Linked DNA regions of Mus musculus: all the other regions are linked to region 1. The links are chromatin loops, found by intact Hi-C in ENCODE. Cell type or tissue: heart. All regions are shown on one strand. Region 1 overlaps Hdac11 (histone deacetylase 11). Region 2 overlaps Wnt7a (wingless-type MMTV integration site family, member 7A). Region 3 overlaps Xpc (xeroderma pigmentosum, complementation group C). Region 4 overlaps Gm30437 (a long non-coding RNA gene). Region 5 has its middle 69 kb from the start of Fbln2.

Region 1 (5,000 bases):
GTACTTTGTACTTGACTCAATACAGATGAAATCAGTGTGTGTGCTTTGGCATCTGGTTTGCCTTACCACACAGCATATTGAGCAGGTACCATGCATTTTTCTTCCCCAGTGGCTGGGATTGAGAGCTCTAGTATGCAGGGCAAGTGCTTTGCCAGGAAGCCACATACCACCCCCGGCACATTCCTCTTCATGGATGCATAATATTCCACCATGTGGTGTACCACATCTTGTCTGTCTGTCCATTAGTTTGTGCACACATGGGCTATTTCTCCCGTTTTAATGATTGGCAGTTGTGTTGCTATGGGTATGCCCATACACGTTTGTTTCAATACCTAATTTTGCTTATTGGGGGGGGGGGTCAGTATACACCAGTTTTGTACCAAGAAAATGTCTAGCATAGCTATGTGGATTTTGAATGAATGAGTTTATTAAAGTTTATAGCAAGCAGAAATAAAGAACAAATAGCAGATAGAAGCAGTAGAGAGCTCAAGAGGACATCAGATCAGGAGCCTGCGGCCCCCAGCACAAAGCATTGGATTCACCTGCTTGGTGGTGTAAGAAAAGTGACGGAGCCCAGGGATCCCTGAGAGTTTAGGTTGGTTTGTCTGTCTAATCTCAGGCAGGCACACAATTACTAAACTACATCATCAATCCCCCCCTCTTTAAAATTTAAATTTAAAAAATAATTTTGAGACAAAGTTGGTGTGAGCTCATGATTTTTATCCTCAACCTCCTAAGCCGGTGGATTCACAGGCACTGGCCTCTAGGCCCCACAGTGTTATTTTAGATTAAGGATTGGTAGTACTAGTGTGTCTCTGAAGGGGATAGCCACAGATGCGGTGCATCTTTGGATGGTGACACAGACGTGCTGGTAGCTGTGTGCAGGTCTATGATAGTCTTCTGGGCAGCTAGGGCAGTGTTTTAAGGAGGTAATGACAGGCCTCTTCAGGAGGGCCCCTTCAGCAGGCTTCCACTGTTACACCCTCATTTCAGACCCTAATTTGCAGACAAGGAGGCAGGCACAGAGGGAAACAGCTGCATGCAAAGTCACACAACTGAGGCAGAGCTCAGAGGGGACTTGAGAGCCCTGTCCCAGCTCAGAGCCCTTGCCCCTCCCAAGTTTGTCACAGGGCATTCTGGGTGGGTCCTTCCTACTCATCTGGGCTGTCCCCTGGCAACCTGCTGCACATCCCAGATAATCTTTATCTGTCCCTTGTTGTCTCCCCACCCCACCCCACACACACGGGGGGCCCTTCTCAGCTGCTCCATCTTCGGCTTGTCACCCTCCAGTATCAGTGTCACTGTGAGGCCCTACATCAGCTCCCTCTGTCTACTGTAACTGTAACTACCCTGGCCTGTGCCACTGTGAGGCCATACATTCATTCACTCTGACCACTGTAATTACCATGCCCCATTGACCACTCTGCCAAATCCCTTTCTTCCTCTTCCTCCAGTCTAGTCACAACCCACTCCTACCTTGCATCAGTGTTTTATTTGATGACCAACAGGTTTTTTTTCCCCCAGAGCAGTGCTGCCTGATAAAGCTGTCTGTCGTGGCACGTCCTAGTTCAGCTCCATCCAGCCACCAGCCTCAGTGTCTGGCCAGCACTTGAAATATGCCTGAAGTAACTGAGGCATGGAATTCTCATTAAACATGCATGTTTTGTTTCTTTGAGGCAGGGTCTTGTGTAGCCAGGGCTGGCCTTGGACTCCAAAGTCGTCGGCCTCCACGTCCCAAGCTGGGATGACAGGCATGTACTACCACACGACCTTTAGCTCAAGACTGACTCATAAGTACAAGCTTATATATTTGGGCCCTTTGTTCTCAGGTCTAACCAACCAGAGGGAGAATATTCTTAAATCAATAATGCATCCATCTTAACATACACATTTCTTGTGTTGCTCCCTAAACCGTGGCATAAACTTCTCTCAGCGTGGTAATATGTCCCATGCTATAAGCAATGTAGGCATGATATATGCAGGAGGATATGCTCAGGTTCCATGTAAATATGATTCCATTTACACACGGGCATGGAGTCCTCATGGATCTTGTCCAAGAAGCAGTCCCCTGATGAGAGCATGGAACCGCTGTCTATAAAGATAGAACTGGCAGGGTATACATGTAGTGCATACATTTAATCACAGCATTCAGGAGGCAAAGGCAGATGTCTCTTGAGTTGGAGGCCAATCTGGTCTACATAGTACCAGATCATCCAGGGATATGTAGAAATATTGATGTCTCCAACAAAAAGAGCAAGGGGCAGCAGAGGGAGCTAGATACATCAAAACCTGCCTCTGCAGAGCTGAGCAGAAAGGAACGGAGTCAGGATTGGAAGTGCAGGGAAAATAACAAAGTACTCACATCAGATGGAGATGGGGCTCAGGGAGTCCCTGTTATTTTAGTTTTTAGTTCTGGCTTTCCTTCTTCTGGGCCTCTATACTGCCCTGACAGTATGGTGTGAACCTGTGCTAGCAGACCAGGTCCTGAACCGCAGAAGACCACAGAGATGCTTCCTTTCCCTGCCCTATCCAGCTTCTGACATTCCTGAGCTCAATCCCTTGCCCTAAATTGCGTCTTTGGCCTAAAGCCTGCATCTGGGGGACTCTGGTTCACTGTTTTTTTTTATAAGCATTGCCTTCTCCACGAGGCCGTCTCCCTTCCCGAGAAGACTGGTACTTCTCTGTCATAGCACCTGCTGGCTTGTTAGCCTTGTCTACAAGTGTCCCAGCACAGGTCAGGACCCCAAGCCCACCTGACTGTCTCATGCTGACTGACACTTGGCCTCAGAGACAAGGCTCTGGCTGTGGGGAGCAGAGGTGCCCCATGCAATCTCAGCACAGCCTGCAGTACTTATTCTAGACACAAGAGGGCAGAAGAGTGCCTCAGAAGGCTGCCATCAACTTCACTGTGCCCAAGCACAAAGCTAGGACTCAAAGGTGGCCCCCAGCTGTCACTTCCCAAGAACGAGAGGGGAGCCACCGTGCCCAGGCCTTGGCATCAAGTTTGACTTCCATGTCTCTTTCCACAGTGGTCCTTTGTGGTGGCTACCATCACTGAGATCCCCCCGGTCATCTTTCTTCCCAACTTCCTTGTGCAGAGGAAGGTGCTGAGGCCCCTGCGGACCCAGACTGGAGGCACCATCATGGTAGGCAGGGTGGGATGTGCAGCTCTAGGCCCCTACACCACTTTGCCCTATAGGGACTTGTCCCATCCAATAACAATTTGAGTTACTGCATTTGCAACCCAGCAAACATATGTTCTACAGTAGTGCTACTCACTGCTGGGAGTCTGGTAGTGTGGGCACACTTTGTGTCAGAATCAATGAGGTCTGTCCCAGCCATGGTCACAGCACTCTGGCACTACCAAGTTTTGTATTGCCATTCCCCCCAAATGCCTGCAGGATTGCACCTACCAGCTTGCAGTATTTCCACAAGCAGACTATCTCTTTTGCATTCAGAAAGCCATGTGGGAATCCTCAGCTCACCTCACTTGAATTTCTGATTGTTTTCCCCGTAAAACTGGGAGGGCCACTCCTGACCCTTCCCCACTTGGGCAGTTGAGTTTTTCCCCTGGTTGCCACTGGTCTGTTGAGGAATGAGGTGCTGCCTCGTTCTATCTGTGGCCTATTCCTGCCCCAGAGCTTATATTGAATGTGTACATGCCTGCCTCAGGATGAGGCCTGAACTCCTACCCTCTGCTTGTCTCCAAAGGCAGGGAAGCTGGCTGTGGAGCGAGGCTGGGCCATCAATGTTGGTGAGTGCTGGGACTTCAGAATGTCTGGCTGTCCTGGTGGAGTTGGAAAGGGTGTGGGGACAGAGGGACAGGAAAGCCCTCAGAGCCAGCCGAGTAGCCTGGAGTAGTATACAGCCTTTTTGTTCCTGTGTAGGCCCCACGGGTACCTCTATCTGCTGTGAGATATTTGTTGTGAGAATGTCCCTGCCCAACATTTACATATTTCCAATGACAGGGAGTTCTCTTCCACCCAGAGAGCCTGTGCCGTCCCTCAGGTAGGTTCCTGGGCATGTCTGTGTGGAATTAGTTGCCTCCACGTGCCTCTCCTGAAAGGGTCCATCTTTCTGGGGACTAGGCCAGTGGACAGGGCTTGGTCATGGGACGACGAGGGGATAGGCCCAGGCTAAGTGCCACAACAGGGGTTCTGGGGGCCAGTGCTTTCTGGTTCTGTGTGGTCTCTACAGTCTGTCTTCACAGTCCTTGACAGTTGAAGAACCTTTTTCCTAGCAGCCTTTCCTTTGCTGTTGCATAGTTGTGTTATGAAGAAGCTGCTGGCTTGTGCAGGACCCTAGAGGATCCCTTTTTGTGAGCTCCACATGGCCAGGGGCCATGACTCTTCCTGCTTGCATTGCCAGGTACCCAATTAGACCTGGCATAGCCATGATGTTAGAATACCCAGTTATATAGGGACATGGGTAGTTTATGCCATGTGTGTCTGTAGCATAGTTCCCGGTTCATGGAGGACCTCAGTGATACTCCTATCATGGAAACTAGGGCCTGGTTAACTGAGCCTCTAGGTCCTAATGAAGCCTGGATTTCACTAATGGTGCTGCTAACTGTTTTCTTGTTATATTTTCTGGGCATGTTGTTGGTCCTCTCTGGGCCTGGGGCAGCTCACCTGTAAAAGGTACTAGTGAAGATGGAATTCTCTTCTGGCCTATAGAGAGGCAAGCTGGATGCCCTGTTAGGGGTCCCCAATGAGTGGAAGAGGCAAGTTATTTATCTGCACAGCCCGAACCTCACACTGTCAGGGTGGGGATAGTTTTGGACCTCCCTTTCAGAAGGTTCTTATAACCCAGGGTCTCCAGGGATACAGGAACAGTAGCAGCTTACTAGCCATTTTAGCAGAAGACAGGCAACAGCAGCCCTCTGGTCCAAAGCAAAAACTACATGCAGACTATGTCTCAGAGTTTGGCATGGCATGGACAGCTGTGGTCAGCATAGGGTACTGTTCCTAGTCATCTCTGTCCACTACAGGGAAAACCTG
Region 2 (5,000 bases), 240 kb after region 1:
CCCCTGATTCTCACCCCTCGGAGACGCTCTAGTCAGCTGAGGCAATCAGCTGGTGTGGATGAGGGTACTTGGTTGAGGGACCCAAAAATCCCAAACTTGAGAGATAACAGGATACCGGTTACTGTAAGAAAAAGGTTTGACTCATATGAAGTCAATGGTGGGTCAATAACCATCAAATCATGACAATGATTAAGGCTCAGCCCATACTTTGGTAGGTGTGGCTATGGGCAGAATCTTCCAACAAACCCTAAGTCCTAGAAGTTCAAGCTCCTTAGTCTGGGCTACCTTATCTTTGAGCTCTAGCTCCTACTTCCCTCCATGGTACCCCAACATTGCTAGGTCATATCTTTTCTCCTGGTTAGCTTTACCTGTCCTAACTGGCATTCCTCTAACCCAGTCCTTTGTTGCTTCCCAGAATACTGGTGGCATCCCTCCTCCTTACAGGAGGCTGTGTTGAGGCTAATCCCACAGTATGCAGCCAGGTATGGGGGGTGCTATGATCCAGGGGTGCCTCCATCCTGATCCCCTCTGCCACAGCCCAATGGGCATCATCACAGTGTGGCCATGGGGTGGCTGTACTCATTCTAAAACAGCAAGCCATAAGAGATGAACTCTGTCCTGGGAGACCCTGTCACTCACTTGGGCCAAGTCCCTTCTGAGTCTCAGTTTACTCATCTGTAGCACATTTGCTCATTATGTCCCAGCAAGGCCATCAGGTTTAAAATGATGTCAGAGTGCCATCCTGGGTGTTGGGGTTTGAAGAGGGATAGAACATTTGAGAAGGACAAAGATGAAAGGGAACAAGCAGAAGGCTCGGGAGGCAGGGATTTCAACTGCAGTCTTGGTGTCAGCACCATCCTGTTGCCTGAGCTAGATTGGTCCACTCCTCTCTCATCCAAAACAAAAACCAAACCAAACCAAACCAAAACAAAACAAAACAAAACAAAACACCCAAAAACCTGATTCTGATGTTGAGAAGGAGAGGACAGGGGAGAAGGAAATTCATGTAGCCAAGATCCAGACAGGTAGTGCGGGGAAAGGGGTTCTGCAGGAGAGGACCACAGGGCCCAGTTCTATAGTCAGTACAGTCTAGTGACCAAAGCAGAGCTGTGGCAAGACTGTATGGAGGCAGGGAAGGATGCAGTCACTGTGAGCTGGCCAGAGCCCCTGCCCTCCTGGAGTAGGTAGAACACACTGAGATAATGTGAGAAGTTGGCCGAAGCAGATCCAAGGGAGCGGGCAGGGGAAGGCTCAAGAGCCTTGAGTGCACACAGACGTTTCGGACTGTGGTACCCATCTCTACAGAAGCACTGAGGCCCTTAAGAGAAGGCAGTGTTTAAAAGAGGATGAGGCTGGGTGGTCATGAAGACCCCAAGGTCTCAACAGCAGGTGGGCAATGGTTTCCTGCTGGCTGGAATAAGAGGCCCTTTAATGGATCTTTCCTAGAGTAACACTGTGACCTAGTTTCTACTTTAAAATTGTTCCTTCCTGCTGGGAGCAAGGAGGAGGTGGGCTAGCCTGGGAACCCAGATGACAGCAGGGAGGCTGGGGAATGTGGAGGATGCTGGAATGGACTGGGGATTTGGAGCATCCAAATACTGGTGCTAAGGCTGAGAAGAGCATTCAACGGGGCCTTTTCAGCAGAGCTGTGTTGATAAGCACAGCCCAGAGGGACCTGTATTGCCCTGTGCCTCAGGGAAGGTCACAGTGCAGAAGTGAGTCTGTTGACATCTTGGCCCCCAAGTCTGGACACCTACAAGGAAGAAAATGTCTCCACATTCTTTCCTACAGCCCAGGATCTCCTGAAGATCACTGACTTTCTCTACAACCATTCTATCACAAACATCATGACTGCCTTACAAGTTGAATGCACGTGTGTATGTGCTCAGACATACATACACATCTGCACATGCCAAGCCTCCCCCCAAGCAATGCTGTAGGAATCAGGTGGATTGTGTCATAGGACTGTGCATGCTGGACCACAGTAGGGAGTGTTGGGGACTATGGCAGAGAATAGGTCACTCATACCTTACCCTCGGGTGGTTGTATCTCAGCTCTAACCATCACAATGATTCCCTACGCACATTAAGTAACCAATAGATCTGCCTATTTCCCAAAAGAGGCTGCAACACCTTTGGGTAAAACACCCCACATTTAAATTCAGGTCTCATTTGAAAACATGTTAGATCAGCCAGCAAGATTTTAGGCCATTAGTTCGTGCCCGAGCTTTGCCTGTAACCAGCAAAGTGGCATGGCTTCCAGATGCAGTCCTGGACATCAGTCTAAGTCAACCATGCACAAGATACAGTCATCAAGGATACTAGAACTAGAGCAAGTGAAGGGATCACATAGAGCTCCCAAAGGGTACTGGCTCCTTATAGCTCCAAAGACCCTGTGCAGGGTGTCTGATGATCACATACCCACTTTGAGCTCCTTCCCGAAGACAGTACGCTCTCCCAGCGCTGAGCAGTTCCAACGGCCATTTCGGAACTGAAACTGACACTCGTCCAGGCCCATTTGGGAGCCTTCTCCTATGACGATGATGGCGTCCGGCCGGCTCTGGCAGATTGCCCGCTGTCTGGGAGCCAGGCCTGGGATCTTGTTACAGATGATGCTCGCACCCAGAGCTACCACCGAAGAGAAGCCACTGGAGGGGACACAGAGATAGGGGGTGAGACCTGGAGGAGGGCTCTGACTAGCAGGTGCTGGAGAGGGGGTGGTGTCCTCTCAGCTACTACAGAGGACCTCTCACAGAGCCACAGTCCAGATGAAGTCTGAGGTAGGGCAGGGCAGGATTTTGGCCACAAGTCTTCTAAACACCTAGCTGATGACCAGGAAATACCTGTCCCTGCAGAGAGCCATGATACCATGGGACCCGAATCTCAGAGAAGCAATTTTCTAGTGCCCAAGGGGGCAGGCCCCTTTTCCATCAAAGCCTTCCTTCACTTTCTAACCTGGAGCAGGTTCACAACCCCCCTTATGTATCTCAGAGCCTGCACTGCTTAAACAAGAGCTTCTGAGAGGCCGTCTGCACCTCAGAGGGTCGATAGGAAGCACATGTTGAGGTGCCATTTTTATCGCTTTTGGAACTTATGGTTCCCAGGGCTAGTACTGCAGTCATCTGAACAGCCCAGGTAAAATTAGAATACCACAAATATGTCACACATAGGTGACACAGGAGCCAGTCTTACCTACCAGACTGAGAAACCTCAAGGGACTTGGGGACCTTAACCCTCGGACCCAGCAGAGCGGTTCAAAGTCACTGAAACTCTTAACCGGGACCTCCCTCCAACTGCCCTGAGAGAAGGCCACGCCCCCTGACCTCCGCCTCCTCCCCTAGGGTAGCCCCTAGTGAGCCAATGAGGTGTCAGGTCCCGGAGAAATCAGGGAGTTTTACTTTCTGCCGCTTTCCCCTGCTCCAGTCTTTAGTGTCTCCGCCCCTCGTTTCTAATTAAAAAGAAGATAATACCTAACGCGGCCAGAGCCAATGAGCCCGACCTCGCTTCCTGGATGCTGGATGAGTGGATGAGCGCAGGGCGGTAGTGCGCGGGCCAAGATGAAGATTAAAGCAAGTGGGGGGGAAAAAAAAAGAAAAGAAAAGAAAAGCCATCCAGACGCGGGCGAATCAATAACACTTAAAACACACCCGCAGGCAGGCAGCGCGCGAGCCCAGAAGCCGCCTCTCGATCCGCGGTTGGGCTGGAGGCCGCCTAGTCCACTCAGAGCGCACTTGGTTTTGAAATCCCATTCCAGAGAGGTGGGGTTGGGGAAGTGGGAACCCTGAGGGTGGCGGCGGAGAAACACAAAGGGTCTGCCACACACGCCCCCTGGCCTTGGGTCCAGTTCTTCCCAAGGCAGCGACAGGAGGTTCACAGGTAGTAGGGGTGTATAGAGAGAGGCAGGTGTGAAGCCTCCCAAGGTAGCCCTTTGGCGCTAGGACCTCTGTCTATGATTAAAGCCCCCCACGTCCCCAAAACCGTGCTGCACACAAGTCACTTCCTAAGTACAAAGAGAGGCCGCGCAACGCAGCGCAAGAAGCCACCTGCTTCCACTTTCCAGTTAGAGTGTCTCCTGCCCCACCTCCTGACGCCTGGGTTCTTTGGCTCCCACCCCAGCGACCCCAGGGTCGGCTGTCTTGCTTTCTTTGGGTGGCGGCTAGAGAGCGTCTCTCCTTGGTGTCTCCGACTAGCCATTAACTATCTCTGGTCGTACTATTTGGTTCTGATTGTTAAATGTGCTGTCCTCCTAGCTTGGGAAGGGGGTCTGAGGGCCGCTGGAAATGAGGCGGTGCCAGAGCTCTGAAAGGTGGTTTATGCTTTTGCCAGGGAACACCCCCAGTCCTGGGCCCACGTTTGCTACATGAGTAGCCCTGTCTGCAAAAGGGCTGCGCTCACAATATCGCGCGTAGAATTCCTGCTGGGAATTGAGCTCTCTAGGGGTGGCTGTGGTCCTGCCGGATCTACTGTGCTTGTGGCTTGCGCGCAGGGGCGGGGGGTGGGGCGGTTCCTGGGGACCCCATAGAGCAGATATTCGCTTCCAGAAACACTTAACTGTCTGTTTCTGGAGGTATCCCTGACTCTGAGATCCTTGGGATGGCCGATCCCCTGCCCGAGTCTGTGGAATTGCGTGCGCCCCTGGGTTGTCCGCTCACGGGGAGCCTTTGTGCCCTCAGGGTTCCTGCACCTCCCACTGCCTCTCCTGAGCTAAGTTGGGCAGCGCGCCTCCCTCCCGGGCCCAGTCAACTTTGCCTCCGTCGCACGCGCGGAAAGAACGCGCGCGGTGCTTACCCGATCCGGAGGTAGACTATGCCCAGGCTGAGAAAGAGGTGGCCCAGGCAGCGCCGCGCTTTCCGGGTCATAGTCCCCGCTGGTGGCGGGTGCCACGGGCCGGGCTGTGCTGATCCCGCCAGCCGGGCCCGGCGGGGCAATCCACATAGCCTGCGCAGGGGGCGCGGGCCGAGGCTCCCTGGGCGGTCCGTCGGTGCGTCGGTCCGCGCTAGG
Region 3 (5,000 bases), 340 kb after region 1:
ATCTCAAGCCTTGTAGATTCGTGGTAGGGAAAGCATAAGTGCTGTGTCAGCCAGCGGGAATTCAGGTCTTGGGTCCTCCACTCACTGGCTAGGTGACTCCTGGACTGTCACACATGCTCTCTGAGCCTCTCATTTATACTCCTGCTCTAGGGTCAGGTAGTCAGAGATAAACAGGTGCTCAGTTTGTGTCATGCACCTCTATCTCCCACCCAGCAGGGACATCCAGGTGTCTCCATCAGTTCCACTGCAGACCCACGCTCTCCCCTGTGGCTCCAGACCAGGCTGACATGCAAAGGCTTTCTCCGTGTGTCTGCTGCCTATTTTCAGGTCAGGGGCCCAGAAGCAGAGCCCAGCCTACCTTCTTTCCCGTTCTTTCGCCTGCTGTGGTGTTTCAATTTCAATCTCCACCGCCTTCACAGGCATGTCAGACGGTGAGGTGGCAGAATTTTCTCCCATGTCCAGCACAGGTTCAGTAAGCTCTATCAACGGTAATTTTAAAGGTGGTTAGTAATAATTGGGGCTGGAAATTTGCCTCAGTGGCTTAGAGCCCTGACTACAGAGGGCCTGGGTTCAATTCCCAGCACTCACAAGGTGACTCACAGCTATTAACTCTAGTCCCAGAGGACTCAACACCCTCTTCTGGCCTCCATGGGTACCAGGCACATGGTACAGACATATATGCAGGCAAAACACTTATACACCTAAGTTAAAGTTAACAATAATGAGGTAATATATAGGACAAAATCAGGGTTCTGCTGGGGAAACAAGATCAGGAGTAGACAAGGAAGCCCTGAGACTCCTGATTGTTTATCTGATAAAACCAGATATTCTAAAAAGCAAGAGGCCAGGACTTTTCAAAGCAGGCATTGCTCTACAAAGAGGAAAAAAGACAGTGCCTGCTCTGGTAGCACACATCTGTGATCCCAGCACTCAGCAGTGAGACCAGAGGCCCTACATCCCAGGGCAGCCTGGGCTACATAGCAAGTTCAATAATAGAGGCCTCATCTTAAAAAAAACAAACAAACCACGGCCTGGAGGCCGGCAAGACTATACACAACCTGAGGTCCTGACTTTGGGGCTGGATCCCACAAGGTGACAGAAAAGAACTCTTGAGAGTTGTCCTCTGATCAACACCATACACAGACACAGACACATACATAAAACTCATAAACTTTCACACATATGTACATAAAACACACACACACTTTAAAAACCAAACCAAAAAAGCAAGGCATAGGAGTCGTAGTTCTGTGGCAGAGCACCCTCCTAGCATTCCTAAGGCACCATAAGGAATTAATAAAGGTAGTACATGGTGGGGGCTTTAGATTAAAAGACATGTACAAACTCATAACAACCATGGGACCTGGGTTAGAAAGAGAAAAAGAAAGCAAGCGAGATATAAAGACTTTTTTTTTAACAACTGAGGGTTGTTTTTCATGTTTGGGGTGTGATGAGGTTGCTTTGTCAGATAAGACACCACTACCTTCTTAGTAAAGGCTTGCTCAAATATTCAAAAGCCAAGCTTTGGGACTACATAGAGAAAGAAACATTCAATATAAAGGACCAGGTATCAGACTACTCTCATTTCTTGGTAGATTTGAACCTTGTCAAATAAAAGGCTGGGGGAAAGCATGCCCCACAGAAGGAATCATTAGTACCACTCTCAGGGTGTGGACCTGAGGCTCAGGCCTACAGCATTTACAGACTTCCTCCCCAAATCCTGCAGCCTGACTAGGCACAACTCACAGCTGCATGCGATTTGCAGAATGCTGCCTGTGAAAAAACCTGCCTCAGGCAAGCAAACAGCTATGTGGGGCGGCACTGGGCTGAAGTTAGGACTCCACAGCCCCTCTGGATGCACTCTTCCTCGGTATTGCTTCTATCAAGTCCCTACTGTAACTTATCTCAAGATGGTCTTTGTTACAAAGAAACAACAAAGATTGCAACATGTGACTTAGCTCCAAACAGCAAACTCAGAACCAATGTTTAGAAAACAAGAGAACTTCACCTTCCACCTCCTCCCAGTCATCCTCACTGTCATCTTCATCAGTGCCTTGGTCCACCACCTTGCTTTTTGGGTGTTTCTTTGCCTTCTTGCAGTCAGCTGGTGAGTCCCTGTATATGGATCAAAGACACAGAAGGCTCACATACATATCCTAGTGTCACACTCAGGCTAAGCAAACCTCCAGGAGTCCTTCTCCTATTGACTGTTTATTGCAACCACATCCATGAAAATGACGGACAGCTGGCTCGCAAAAGTCTCAAGACGTGAAGTGGGAAGAGCTCCAGTGTAAGGTTACCCTGGCAACTAAGCTTGCTTAGTTTGTTTCTCAAAACAAACCCAGAACCTATTAACTCACAATCCATGTGAAAAGCAAAAAACAAAAAAATCAAAAACAAAGCAAAAACACAAACAAAACAAAACTGCTGTGCCTTGAAAAGGTGAGGGCAAAATTAAAGCAATCACATGATCCCAGAAGTCTTGGACTGCTGAGGTAACTAGGTACACTAGCACGGAGCTGGAGGCCAGGGAGGGGAAAAAAAAGCTCACACCAGCAGAGCCGGAGTTGCCAGAGACCCAACTCAGAGAATGCTTTTCTCCCATAAGAAAATGTAGCCCAAGGACACTGAAGCTGCCACACCTCAAACATGGCAAGTCAGGTGTGATCGCACAAGAACCTGTAAGCAGGTCCAGGCTGGGCAGCTGCTGATAGGGAAACCCATGCAGACAAGTAGCTCGACAGACAGTGAGGTGTGAGGTAAACAGCTGCCAGGACCCTGACATGTGTCTGCAGAGTCATATATAAACCCCAAATCCTGTTGACAGTTCTGGGTTACTTTGGCCTTTGTAAATGTTCGGATACTTGGTATCTAGAGGAAACAGCCAAGATTTTTAGCACAGACATTTTAGGACCATCTCAGTCCTGAGCTCCAATAAAGCTCAAAAAAGACCTCCACTTTTGTTTTTGTTTGCTACTTGCAACCAGGAGGCATAGGAGCCACGGTGGAGAGTCCAGCCGCTTCCCCTGGCCCACTACTGCCCTCTGCTGGACTGCCCTCCCATCATCAATGGCAAGTTCGGCTTCCTCTATTCACCTACCCTCCAGCTTGCTTAGGTTGGGTAGTTCACTGTCTCTCATCCTGAAATAAGGATATCCAGCTGCCATTAAGGCAAACTACAGGCCCACCCTAGATGAACGCGAACGAAGGCCCTGTGAACATGAATGAAGCTCACAGTTGTAGCTGAGGCCCAAGAAGTGTGAGCACCCTAGAGGGTGGCAAAACCTGAGTAGCTTGCACTGTCATAGAGAACTATCATCCAGGTGGACATAGCACACTCTGCTGCAGCAGAAGCAGCAGCAGCAGGAAACAGGAGCAAAAAAAAAAAATCCAAGAATCTGTCAAAAACAAAAACAAAACGAAACAAACAAACAAACAAAAAAAAAACAGAGCCACTGGCTTCAGACACAGTACGAGAGGGGAAGAAAATACTCCAGATGGAAGGAAGAGGGGGGCTGAAGGTGGGGTTCAGTGCTCGGTGCTCACTCACAATGCAGGAAGCCTTTGGTTTGATCCACTAAACTATAAGAAAACAAAAACATAAAACTAAGTAGGGCAGCAGGGGACAAGAATGTGCCCAGTGAACGCTCAAAATCCAACGGAGCATGAGTTGCCAGTTCCAATTTCCAGATGGCAGAAGTCTCTCCTGCCTCTCTGCTAAGTGTCTGTGAAGTTGAAACAACACCAGACCAAGAATCGGGAACCCTGAATTTGACGGCCGAGTGTGCTTCTAGCTAGCTGTGAAACCATGAATAAATGACTATATGTGAGCTGCCATTGAACTCATCAGAAACTGAGGCCTCCAGCTCCTGCTGGCCTGGCTCTGTCTGGCAAGGCTTAACAACCTCCCCCTCCCCCATCCCCTTAGAGAGCAAGGAGTCACTTCGTCTCTGGGCTCCGGGCCTGAGCGTCTCACCGGAAGTCATCCCCGTCGCTGAGTGCTTCCTCCTTCAGAACCTTGAGATTCTTGGATTTAGCAGTGGCTTTGGCCACTTTCTTTTTTGCTGCACCATTTGTGGGGTCCCCTGGATCACTGCAGCCCCTCTTCCTCTTTCCTTGAGAGACTTTCGGGAAAGAGCTCTTCCTTCGGGGTTTCTGCTTCTCATCTTCAAAGTCATCTGGGTGACAACACAGGGCAAGATGTGAAGGGCGGGTGGGAAGGTGGAGGCGGTGTGACTTATGGGCAAGGGTCAGGAAAAGGCTCATAGTCTCCTCACAACCAGGGCTCTGTCACCCGTCTGTCACCTGCTCACCAGCCTGTGCCTAGGCAGCACCCAGTGCTCAGCCTTTCACACGGAGCCTTCGCCATGGTCACAATGAAAACTACAGATCAAACGCAAAACCTTGATCTGCAGAGTAGGGAAGCACCGCCATCATGCTACACCCCCAGATCACTCCCCTTTCTTGCTGTACGTCTAAAACTGAAACCACCCTGTGACTAAAACTCTAAATTCCAACCTTAAAGGAAATGCCTGAATCCACTCATCCGCACCTTGCCCACCACCCACCTGCCAAGGCCTATCAGAATCTACTACTCTCAGGTGAGATGCTTCCGGGTCACAAACCTCTTTGCACTTTATTCCTACTACTGTGTTTCTGCCATATTTTACACCAAACTCTGCTCAAAGCACGCTGCTGATCTAACCTAGATCGTGCCCGTTAAGTCAACAGCCTCGGCAGGCTCCAGAGTCGGGAGAGGGCTGTGGATGTTTCTCAGCTGCTTGGCCTCAATTCCAGTGCTCAGATACCAAAAGGTTTTCGACTTTTGAAACATCTGCATCAACTTTACAGGTGCAAATTATCAACGAATCCAAGGAGAAACTCCGCTTCCCATAACCCTGCCACAGTTGACTTTGGGAAGATAGATGAGCTTTAAGACTCCAAAGAGGTATGGGTGATGGTGGCATGTCTTTAGTCCCAGCACTAGGGAAGCAGAGGCA
Region 4 (5,000 bases), 250 kb after region 1:
TTCAGAATATGGCCACTACATTGTTCAACCAATCTCCATTGCAAGGAGTTCTCTGTGCGCGCCTTCCTTGCCTCTGGGCAAGCCTGTGATAGCTTCCTCATTGACAGGTGCAGATGATGGTAAATGGATACGTACAGGAGCCCTGTCCAGTAAGCACATGCATAGCTTCAGATGGCACCGGCTGGTGAGAAGGTCACAGGACCGGGGACCGGGCAATGGGAAAGAGGGTTCTGTGCACTAAAATGTTTGTTTTAGCTCTGAGGAAGTGGCTGGGCTGTCCGCAGCAGATCACAGGATTTGGGCCCATTATGGTAGAAGCTAGGAGTGGGTGAAGGAGGAGCAAGGATGAAGAGAAAGAAAGCCAGTGATGTGGAGGGAAGAGAGGGGGACTGTATTCCTAGAAGAGTTTGGAGTCCAATGGAGACCCTGGAGAATAAAGCAGGTAACTCATTTGTGTGTGTGTGTATCTCTGGGTGTCCCATGGAGACACTGATGGGGGCTGGGAAGGGAATTGGACACTGGGGAGCCTGTTGGACTAGGGAGACTTCAACATGGGTTCAGGGACAGATGGGACATTTGTGCTGGAGAACTTTTATTGCCGTTTTGGCATGAATCTGACTGAAGTGGAGATAGCCTTGACCCACTGGTCCCCCAGCTTCCACCTCAGGGGTGCTGGGATTACAGACTGTGCACTCCCACCCTGCTTTATAGGATGTCAGGGATTGAACCTAGTTCTTTTCTAGTGCTAAACCAGTACTTTCCCAACTAAGCTATATCACCCCCCCCAAGCCTGGGGGTGCTTTCAGAACATGGCCACTACAATGTTCAGACGTTCTCCATTGCAAGTTCTCTGTGTCCTCCTGGCTCGCCTCTGAGTGGGCCTGTGATGGCTTCCTCAATAACAGGGAAGAGGTAATGGTGCAGGTGAATGGATGCATACAGGAGCCCTGACCCACCCTAATGACTGCTGTGCTGTGAGGAAACCAGGAATATGTACAGCCACTGCAGCCCACAGTCCTAATTGTGACCTTGACTGGTGGGATCCATTATGATTGCTACACAGGTCACTGAAGGCCCTCCAGATGCCACCAGCCATCCACTCAGTCTTCCTGGCTTCAGATTTGCCCAGGTGAGGCATTGTGGACAGTGTCTGGGTGTCCTCTTTACCCATAGCACATTCTCTTGTATTCCTCCTCTGTCTAGTCATCTGAGGTCTCCTCCAGAACATCTCTCTGGTGTGTCACTTCCAATATGCACCATTGTCATCTTAAAGCAGAGTCATGCACGTCATGGATGTTGGGACACACATGACCTGCAAGTCCTGTGGCAGCTGTGGTGACAGCAACAGCCCTGGCAAAGGCTGAGGGCATCTGCTGGGAAAGGGAAGGGGGGGGGGGGGGAGGAAGAACTGATTGGAAAACAAGCTGAGACAGAAGAGTGGGTGGGAAGAACCCAGTCTCCGCCCTTCTCCTGCAAGGAGTTCTCTGTGCCCTCCTGACTTGCCTCTGGGCAGGCCTGTGATAGCTTCCTCGGTGTCAGGGAAACAGGAATGGTGCAGGTGATGGTACACAGATGCATACAGGAGCCATTCTGAGGATGGCGGAATGGCCAAGCCCAGAGGCAGCACTGCCCCCCATGTCTGCACTGCCCTCAGAACTGCACTATGTTACCTCAGAGCCCTCTGACAATGCTGTGAGGCCCTGTTCTCATTATCACATCCCTGTTTATATGAAGAACGCGATCGTGGAGTATTAAATATCCCCATATCCTCACAGCCAGTAGTATATGATAGAGTTGAGATTTGAACTTGAAGCACTGGTTCTAGCCATAGCTCCCATGTTACGTGTGTGTGTGTGTGTGTGCGTGTGCGTGTGCGTGTGTGTGTGTTAAAGGCATTAGATGCACATTGAACATGGGCAAAGGCGCACCCTATCCTTCCTCTTTGTATAACTCCAATGCCTTTAGCTCCCTTTCCACCTGGTAAGTTTGTAACCCACCCACATCCCCACTCACCTGAAAAGCTTGCCTTGACCCACCTGGCTTCTACCCACGGTTCTTGGTTTCTTCTTCATCCATTTTTCAAATATTCATCAAGGATTAATGTGTTCCAGGCTCTATAGAATCTAGAGATATAGAGGGTCCGATATTCTCTGCAAATCTTTGAATGAGTCAGACACATATCCCTACATAGGACCAGGTCTGTATTTGTAGATAGCATATTTTTATTGTAATTCTTCCTTGGGTTTCCAGTGCCCTTGGGCTTGTCTTGGCAGAGCCCTTCCCATCCTAAAGGATATCCAGGCTCACCCCAGAGGCCTCTCATTAGAGTACAATCTCCTCATAACAAAGTCCTTCTGCTCTGATTACACAACTGCACAGAGCTTATGTCAAACCAAAACCATGGCTTGCTGAAGAGATCGCACATTTGGGGATCAGCTAAGCATGGGGTTTGGTGCCAGCTCTGCCACTTATTAAATTCATGGTCCAAGACAGTTTTTCATTCGCTTGTTTGTTGGGTATGCTCTGCAGCTAGTAACTTCTAGGTCAATTACTAGAGGGGGTTGAGAGTTCTGAAGGAGAAACTTTATTTAAAGCATCCCAAAGTCCTGAGCCCTAGATCAACTGTCTGGGACTGTCTGCAGAAGTTCTTTTTTTGCAAATTTCTGCTAGCCCAGGATCTCCCCCCACCCCACCCCACCCCCATTTGCAACCACTACTTGGATCATTGAAAGAGCTGTCCCGGTGGGCTTCTTGTTCTTCAGGCAAACCAAGCATACCTGGGCAGGCGCTCACTCTGGGCTTTGTCGCCACCTGTTGGGGGCAGAAGAAATAACCAGCCCAGTCCCAGAACCACAGTTAACAGTTGCTACTAAGAGGTGCCTGGTCTCAAGGGAATAAGATGGAGAGCAACACAGTAGGACACCCAACATCCTCCTCTAGCCTCTGTAACTCATACACAGGTGAACACACTAGTAAACGCTTGTGCACACATAACCCCCCACAACACACACACACACACACACACACACACAGAGAGAGAGAGAGAAAAAAAAGAGTCATAAAGCAAAAAAAAAAAAAAAATCATAGGCTATAGAACCCCTTTTATTAATGAAGTATCGAGCTGCTGGGGCCTGTGCTAGGCAGACTACTGACAAAGAATAAGTGAAGTATGCTGGTGCTCAGAGGAGAAGCACAGCTGATGTGACTCAGTGGCTTGCGAAGAACCTCAACTAGCAGCAAAGAACGTCTCTGACAAAGAAATCTGTGCTGGTACAGGGTGATGAAAAGCACCCATGGACCACCCTGAAGACCCTAGCCAGGACACTTCTTCCCATCATAGTGGCTGTTATGCTTCACCGATGTGGCCTGTGTCACCAGCATCCACCAAAGAGATGGATGTGACACCCAGGTGATTCTTTCAAGAGCCTGAGCATCCAGCCCATGGAGAGCGACGGTTAGAAAGAAGCAGTCAGAAGTGACAGGAGTCACCCAGGCCTCTCTTATGAAAGCTTTGGGCCTCCTGCCCTGGAGCTCTTGCCTGCAGATCCTATCCCCCAGGGTGAGAGCAGGTAGGACAGGACAATGAGGCCTGGAGACCCTGTTCCCATAGCTGGGGAACAGCAGAAACCCAGAGCCCCATGACAGTCAGCTGCCACGTGACAAATTACCCTCCCCAGCTTTTAGCTTAAAGGTGGAAAGCTTTGTTTGATATCAGAGGTTTAGGTCCATGGATGCTTAACCCTGTTGTTAGGCAGCTCATCATAGCAAGAGGCTGTTGGGGAAAAACACACTCCCGTCATGACATCCAGGAAGCAAGAGAGGGACATGAAGGAGCTGAGGTTCTCTTCTCTTCTTCAAGGCCTTGCCCCCAGTGACTTAACATCCTCCCACTGGAAGGCCCAGTTCCCTCCCAGTAGCACCTCAAGCTAGGAACCAAGCCTTTACATGGGCCTGTAGGGACAGCTAAAATCCAAACTAGGACGCTCCATTTGGTTAAGAGGGGGAAGGACTCCCACTTCCGCTCAGTGCTGTCAGGGAGAGCAGCCTGCTGCAGTCCATGGTTAACTTCTTGCACAGGGGACAGAAGTGGCTTGGGCCCAGTTTCTCCTCATACAGGTGACATTGGAAGATGAAGGAGAGCAGGCCCTCAGCCCCTTGCTGGTCCTCATCTCTCCAACTCAGAATCGGTGCCTGGCATGCTGGTGCTGAGTCTGGCTCTCCCCAGAGTGCTGTGTTTTGGGAAATAAGTGTTCGAGTCCCCAGAAGTGAGACTTTAAAGCATTCTTGCTTTTAGATGGACACAAACCCAATGTCCCCTCCCAGTGCTCCCACGAATGAATCTGTGTTCACGCTAAACCCACTCTGTAGTCTGCGGTTCTTGGGAAGAAAGCAGATTGAAAGCCTGTGAGTTACCCACCACCGTCAGCCATGCCGTGGAGGAGCCAGGCAAGTGGAGAGGGCTAGGGACGCTAACTCCCATCAGCACATTGGGGCTGTACAGGACCAAGAATAAACTGCCTTTTGCCTGAGTGGGTCAACGCTGCCGTCTGTCAGTATCAACCACTTCAAAGCTGGGCTTTGTAGCATTGATCACACTTTCTTCTGCTGATTTGAGAGTAGCACAAGATGCCACAATGGCTAATTCTAGTTGTCAACTTGACTGCATCTGGAATTAAAATTCAAGCACTGTGCCCTCCTGCGAGGGGTTTTTCTTCATCAGATTATTTAGAATGGGAAGACCCACCCTAAATGTGGGTGGCATCTTCTGGTGGTAGATCAGATAAAGGACAACTTTGGGGTTAACTCTCTTCCCCTGATCTTGTGAGCTTCTGAGTGAAATTATGAAATGGAAACAGAAAGATTCTGATCCACAGTGGCCTAGCGAGCACCATCGCCATCCACACCACTCACGTTGGGGCTTGGTTTTCCAGGGGAAAGGAAAATCTCTCCATTTGGTCTTGTCTGTTTCTTAGTGAAAAGGCCCTGAGTACTGTGTGTCT
Region 5 (5,000 bases), 120 kb after region 1:
CTGCCTCCACTTCTGAAGCACTAGGGTTATAGGCACGGCCACCATACTCAGCAAAGTGGCCTTTGCTTTTCTTAGATAGCTCCAGAGGGCAAGGGTAGTGATGCTGGGAACCCAGATGGGCTGAAGAGAAGCCAGGAGTGCACCCCTCAGTGTGAAGAGGGGTTGGAAGTACTCCCCTGTGGTGCTTTAATGGGAAATGCACCTATAGGCTCAAATATTTAAACACTTGGTCCCTAGCTGGTGACTCTGTTTGGCGGAGGTATCTATGTGTGGTCTAGTGGGAGTAACTATGGGAGGATCTACACTGAGGGGGGAGGATCTACACGGAGGGGGGAGTAGCTACACTGAGGGGGAGGATCTACACTGAGGGGGGAGGAGCTACACTGAGGGGGGAGGAGCTACACTGAGGGGGAGGCTTGAGAGCACTCAGCCTCTCCCAGCTTGAAAGCACTCCTCCTTTCTCTGTTTCTACACTCTCTCTGCTTTGTGTTTGTGCTTGAAAATAAGATCGCTCAGCTTCCTGCTCTGTCGCCCAGTCTGTTGAGTGCTGCCATACTTACCCTAAGGGACTCTCATCACTCTGAAACCATAAACCGTAATCCTTCTTCCTTCCATGACCATGCCTTCCTTGGTCATGGTATTTTATCACAGCAACAGAAACGTGACTGATAGAACTCTTCATGGGAAGGGGATCTGGGAGTGCTCTCCTCAAGGGAAGAGGAGCCAAATGTGCTCCCTTCAGACAAAGAGAATCCATAAGTGCTCCAGTCATATGAAGAACTGTGAGTGCTCCCTCATGTAAGGAAGAAGTGAAGCGAAGAGCTTTCTCTGAGTGACAGGGAGTAGGGTAGGGAGGAGAGGGGAGAGAGCAGGCACATTACTTTTGCTACAGCGCCCCAGAGCATTTGCTCCATGGTATTGCTACTGCCCTGTACTATTTCTGTCACAATATCTTACCATGCTCCATTTATAAAATGAATGATCATGCCAGGCAGTAGTGGCACACGCCTTTAATCCCAGCACTTGGGAGGCAGAGGCAGGCAGATTTCTGATTTTTTGATTTTTTTGTAGACCAGCCTGGTCTACAGAGTGAATTCCAGGACAGCCAGGGCTATACAGAGAAACCCTGTCTTGGAAAAAAAAAAAAGATAGGCAAGCATATAAAACAAAAACACAAGATCCATAGGACTAAGGGCCACCCACAATTTTAGGTGCCTAGTGGGGATCTTGGAGTGTGTCCCAGGGTAATGGGGGACACACCCACTTTGATCTTTATTGAGGTCCAAGTGAATTCACCAAGGAGAGACTGTCACGTCCCTAAGGAGTATGACCATACAGGTTGTTGAAGAGTTCAAAGAACGGTTGGGGTTAAGACAACTAGGGATGAGGTAAAGGGGATAGAGAAGGAGGGAGAAGGCAGAGATCCCAGGTAGAGGCAGAACCTGTGGCCTTCATCCCAGGGTACCACTGAGTCTCCAGGGCCAACGGTCTTAGACACCCTACATTTGTCACTACTCAGGATATCACAGGGCAACCCAGTGCCTGAGAGCTGTAACATAAGTCACTACAGGAGCTGAGCGGCCCAGTACCTCAGACCCACCCAGGAGCTGTGCCACTAGAAGGTAGCTAGCTGCTTGCTGCCCCAGTTAGCTGTGACACCCAGGTAGCTGCCTAGTGTTACAATAGCAGCCCAGTGCCAGGGCCACTGGGGGTTAAAGCCCAGGGTGATGAACCTCCAGCATGAACACCCACAGCTCTGAGCTTCTAGCTCCTAAGTCTAAGAAGCAACAGGGTCCTGGATTCCAGGGCTGTGGCTGCAGCCTCTGGCTCTGTCATCTGCCAGTCCAGCTCCCAGCACCTCGGCCCTCAAGGGCTGGGACTGCTCAAACTGGAAGGCTTCTCTTTGTCTTCTCTGACTCATATCTGGGTAAAGAAGGACCCTATTGGCTGACCAGAAACAGCACAATTCTAGGGACTGCCACAGAGCTTCAACAATCTCACTCCTAGCTTGATACCTGATTATCTCCATAGCTGTGGCCTCTCCAGGCCATAGGCGGTGTGTGGTGACACCTGGTGGCCAAGAGCGGGATTGCTAGCAGTTGATGCAGCTAGGGTAAACTTCATTCTAGCCAGTGTAGGGCTGGGGAGTCGCCTAGAAGCACATAAGCAAGGGGGTGTGCGGAGTTCAGATGACACCTTGTACCTGTTTCCAAATTCTAATGAACATGATACCTTCCCCGTCACCCTTGCCACAGGCACGGGATCACTGTTGCTTTGGCTGTGGTTGTCTGGCTTTTCAGAGCCTCTGTTTCCTATTTTCTCTCTGTTTATGGGAATTATACTAGTTTGAGACCTGCTACTGGAGAACGCTATAGGGTTAAGAGGCCCACTGGAGCCCCACTATGGCTTCTGATAACTGTAATTTCTGTGTAATTGGCATTTAAAAAAGACTAGGTGTGCCTAGCTGCCAGCCCACATGCACAGACATGAGCATGTACATGCTGGGCGGGAGAGGCCCTCTGGAAAGGCAACTCCTGTGTGTGGCCAGTATGGGGTGCTGACCGTAGCATTTGCTGAATTGGTCTGGCCACCCACGTGAGAGCAGGCAGTTCTGACAGCTGCGCTGGGGTAGTGGCTGTAAATGGGGCCTGTCCTACCCTGGATGCCTGGAGGACCTGGTGTCTGTGTGTTTCTCGGTAAATGCATGTGATTGTGGAGAGCCTGGCTGGTGGCACCCAACCTGCAGCTCTGTGCTGTTTGGTCTTTGTGGTCCCCAGGCCCTTGGCCAGCCATTCCCAGGGGTGGGAAGTGATCCAGGCCTGGCCCACTTACCTTGCCTGCTCTGAGAGGGACAGGTGGCTGCATGCTTGTCCTTACACCTCACCAGAATCATCCTCCCTTCTATGCCTGTCTTCACTTTCTAGGCCCAGAGAGGTTGCAAATCCTTCTCAGGATTGCACAGGGTCCTCAGCTAGGGCTGATGAGAGGCTGGGGTGGGGCTGGTTTTTCTGACTGAGTCTATCTGCCAAGCCTGCTGTCTCAGGAGGGGGTTGCCAGTAGCTAGCAGAGCATGCTCCTGACATGTGCTGTGTTCATCTCACCATGGCTCTCCATTGCTTGCAATACGAATGAGTTTCACAGCCCACCATCCTGGCCCCACCCTCTTCAGTCTTGTGGCCATCACTCCCTGCCGAACCCTGTGCACCAGTCACCTTGCCCACTCTTCTTTCCCATTCTGGACCTTTTGCTTGGAGAGCATGGAAACTCCTATACATCCTGCAATGCCCAGCTCTGAGCACCCTCCACAGAGTTAGAGCTTCCCCAACTGCTTTCTAGGTGCTTGCTAGTCTCACTTCTCAGTGTATGTGCAAATGAGTTCCCCTCTGAGTCCCCAGCACCCAGCACCAGGCATGGAGCAAAGCAGACACAGATACATGCTGAGTGAATCAACAACACAGGCATGCTCTTGCCAGGATGCAAACTAGCTGGGAGGAAGATCCAGAGTGGGCCAGGACCGGGGTATGGGGCAGGTTGGTGGAATAGGAGTTGCCCAGGTATCCTCTCCTTAGCCCTGAAGCACCTGCTCCTGGCTCCTCCTTAGCAGGGGCTGATGATAACTCAGCTCTGGCCCCAGGTACAGGGCTCAGACTCTGAGGCCGTGCCCTGGTAGGGTAGTCAGAGACTCATCCTCCTTTCTGTCCATTTTATCAGATCGGAAGCTCAAGGCCAGTTCTGCTTGGCTGACACTAAGGTTTCTGTCCTCCCTGTTCTAGGACTTTGACCCTTTGAAGCTCAGGAAGGGTGGGAACAGGAAGGGACAGTAGTGCTGCTGTGCTGGCTCCAGGGCTTCGGCATCAGGGTCAGGGTTTGTGCCTGAAGTTCCCACCCATAGCCGAGTCATCAGGCCAACGCCCTTGGGCCAGCCGAGCCATCCCTGTGGGAGGTTGGCAGAGCCCGAGGGATGGTAGCTGGGATTGAGGCTTTCTGAATACTATCCTGCCTCCAAAGGTCAGGCCCAAAGAGAATAAGGTTCCTTTTACCACGGCTGGGGGACAAGAACTCCAGCACCAAGAAGGCCAAGTGTGCCATGACCCAAGTCTGGGCTGTTCTCTCTGTGGTTGAGGCTGGGAGGCCTCAGCTTCTTCACTGTGAACAGCACAGCCTTGGCAGCCATACCCTGGCCTACTCACTGTACACCGCCTGCACACTGAAATTTGTGCCCCAGACTAACCTGTCCTCTTGGGGAGTCTCCTCCAGACCACATGGCCTTTGCATAACATCCCACTTGTGGCTCCAGACATGGCTGCTTCTAAACAGGTAGGAGTAAGGCGGGGTTCTGCATGGAGGAGAAGGAGGAGTGAGGGGGAAGAAGGGGCTATGATGATGGTAAACTGAGTCCCAGTTAGTGGCACCAGGTGTGGCATAAAGCAAAGAAATGTTTGTAGAGAATTTAAACAACCTTGCGCACACAGCTCAGTGGAAAGGCAGGTCTTTTTCAGATAGTCGACAGTTGTGTTTGTCAAAATGTTCAGTCTATGGGCAGAGCAAAAATGCAGCAGTGGGTTGGGTGACCATGAGAGGGGTGAATGAGAAAGGTGTGCATAGGGTAGTCCAAGCTGGAACAGGAGGGAGGAGAGATAGCCCCTTGGCAACTCCATTGCTTTGGGCTAGAAATATGACTCCTCTTTCACACTCCCATATTCTATCTATTGGACCCCAGAACATTCTAGATCTCCCCCCCTCTGTTCCCCAACATTCACACCCCTGGTGAGTTCTGCAGAATGAACTCTGAGGACATTCCCGAACTTGACCCCATCCCTCCGTAAGCTTCTCTATTTCAGACCATCCTCGTGTGCAGACCTAGCTGCTCCGGCCTGATCCCTGCCCCATGTCTCTCTTGCTGCTAGCCTCCAATGCCCCAGCGTGCCTCTGCAGGAGACTTGCTTCTGTGGATACAGCCCTTTTCTGCAGTGCCTGACTGCTTGGGCTAACCTACCCCT

What was found. Hi-C counts contacts between places; a loop is a spot of excess contacts. Peaks named below come from ENCODE experiments on the same cell type or tissue, not always from the same donor. Only the 100,000 strongest peaks of a DNase experiment are listed, where the experiment ranks them.
Region 2: it touches region 1 in a loop (4-fold over the local background); 27 of 42 quality-filtered maps call a loop at or near these places.
Region 3: a loop joins it to region 1, with 2.5 times the contacts of the local background. A loop is called at or near these places in 2 of 42 quality-filtered maps.
Region 4: it touches region 1 in a loop (8-fold over the local background); 27 of 42 quality-filtered maps call a loop at or near these places.
Region 5: a loop joins it to region 1, with 5 times the contacts of the local background. A loop is called at or near these places in 33 of 42 quality-filtered maps.

The regions. Positions count from the first base shown.
Region 1 is chr6:91,162,532-91,167,531 of GRCm38, forward strand. It overlaps Hdac11 (histone deacetylase 11), which reads left to right. Exons shown (of 10, transcript NM_144919.2): 4 at 3,030-3,146; 5 at 3,712-3,754. Among named protein-coding and RNA genes, the nearest start is that of Hdac11, 8.2 kb to the left of the region's middle. In heart, a CTCF peak has its summit at 2,864 (motif pointing right); a DNase peak (open chromatin) is centred at 2,880; H3K27ac peaks cover 2,452 bases; H3K27me3 peaks cover 460 bases.
Region 2 is chr6:91,406,252-91,411,251 of GRCm38, forward strand. It overlaps Wnt7a (wingless-type MMTV integration site family, member 7A), which reads right to left. Exons shown (of 4, transcript NM_009527.4): 1 at 4,788-5,000; 2 at 2,421-2,647. The coding sequence starts at 4,858. Among named protein-coding and RNA genes, the nearest start is that of Gm30437, 2.6 kb to the right of the region's middle. In heart, no CTCF peak of the experiment used is centred here; a DNase peak (open chromatin) is centred at 2,590; H3K4me3 peaks cover 1,658 bases; H3K27me3 peaks cover 5,000 bases.
Region 3 is chr6:91,506,481-91,511,480 of GRCm38, forward strand. It overlaps Xpc (xeroderma pigmentosum, complementation group C), which reads right to left. Exons shown (of 16, transcript NM_009531.2): 2 at 3,977-4,178; 3 at 2,009-2,115; 4 at 359-479. Among named protein-coding and RNA genes, the nearest start is that of Xpc, 6.9 kb to the right of the region's middle. In heart, a CTCF peak has its summit at 3,040 (motif pointing left); no DNase peak of the experiment used is centred here.
Region 4 is chr6:91,412,267-91,417,266 of GRCm38, forward strand. Gm30437 (a long non-coding RNA gene) reads left to right here. Exons shown (of 2, transcript XR_377869.4): 2 at 1-450. Among named protein-coding and RNA genes, the nearest start is that of Wnt7a, 3.4 kb to the left of the region's middle. In heart, a CTCF peak has its summit at 2,823; no DNase peak of the experiment used is centred here; H3K27me3 peaks cover 5,000 bases.
Region 5 is chr6:91,279,338-91,284,337 of GRCm38, forward strand. No RefSeq gene overlaps it. Among named protein-coding and RNA genes, the nearest start is that of Fbln2, 69 kb to the left of the region's middle. In heart, no CTCF peak of the experiment used is centred here; a DNase peak (open chromatin) is centred at 2,074; H3K27me3 peaks cover 3,781 bases.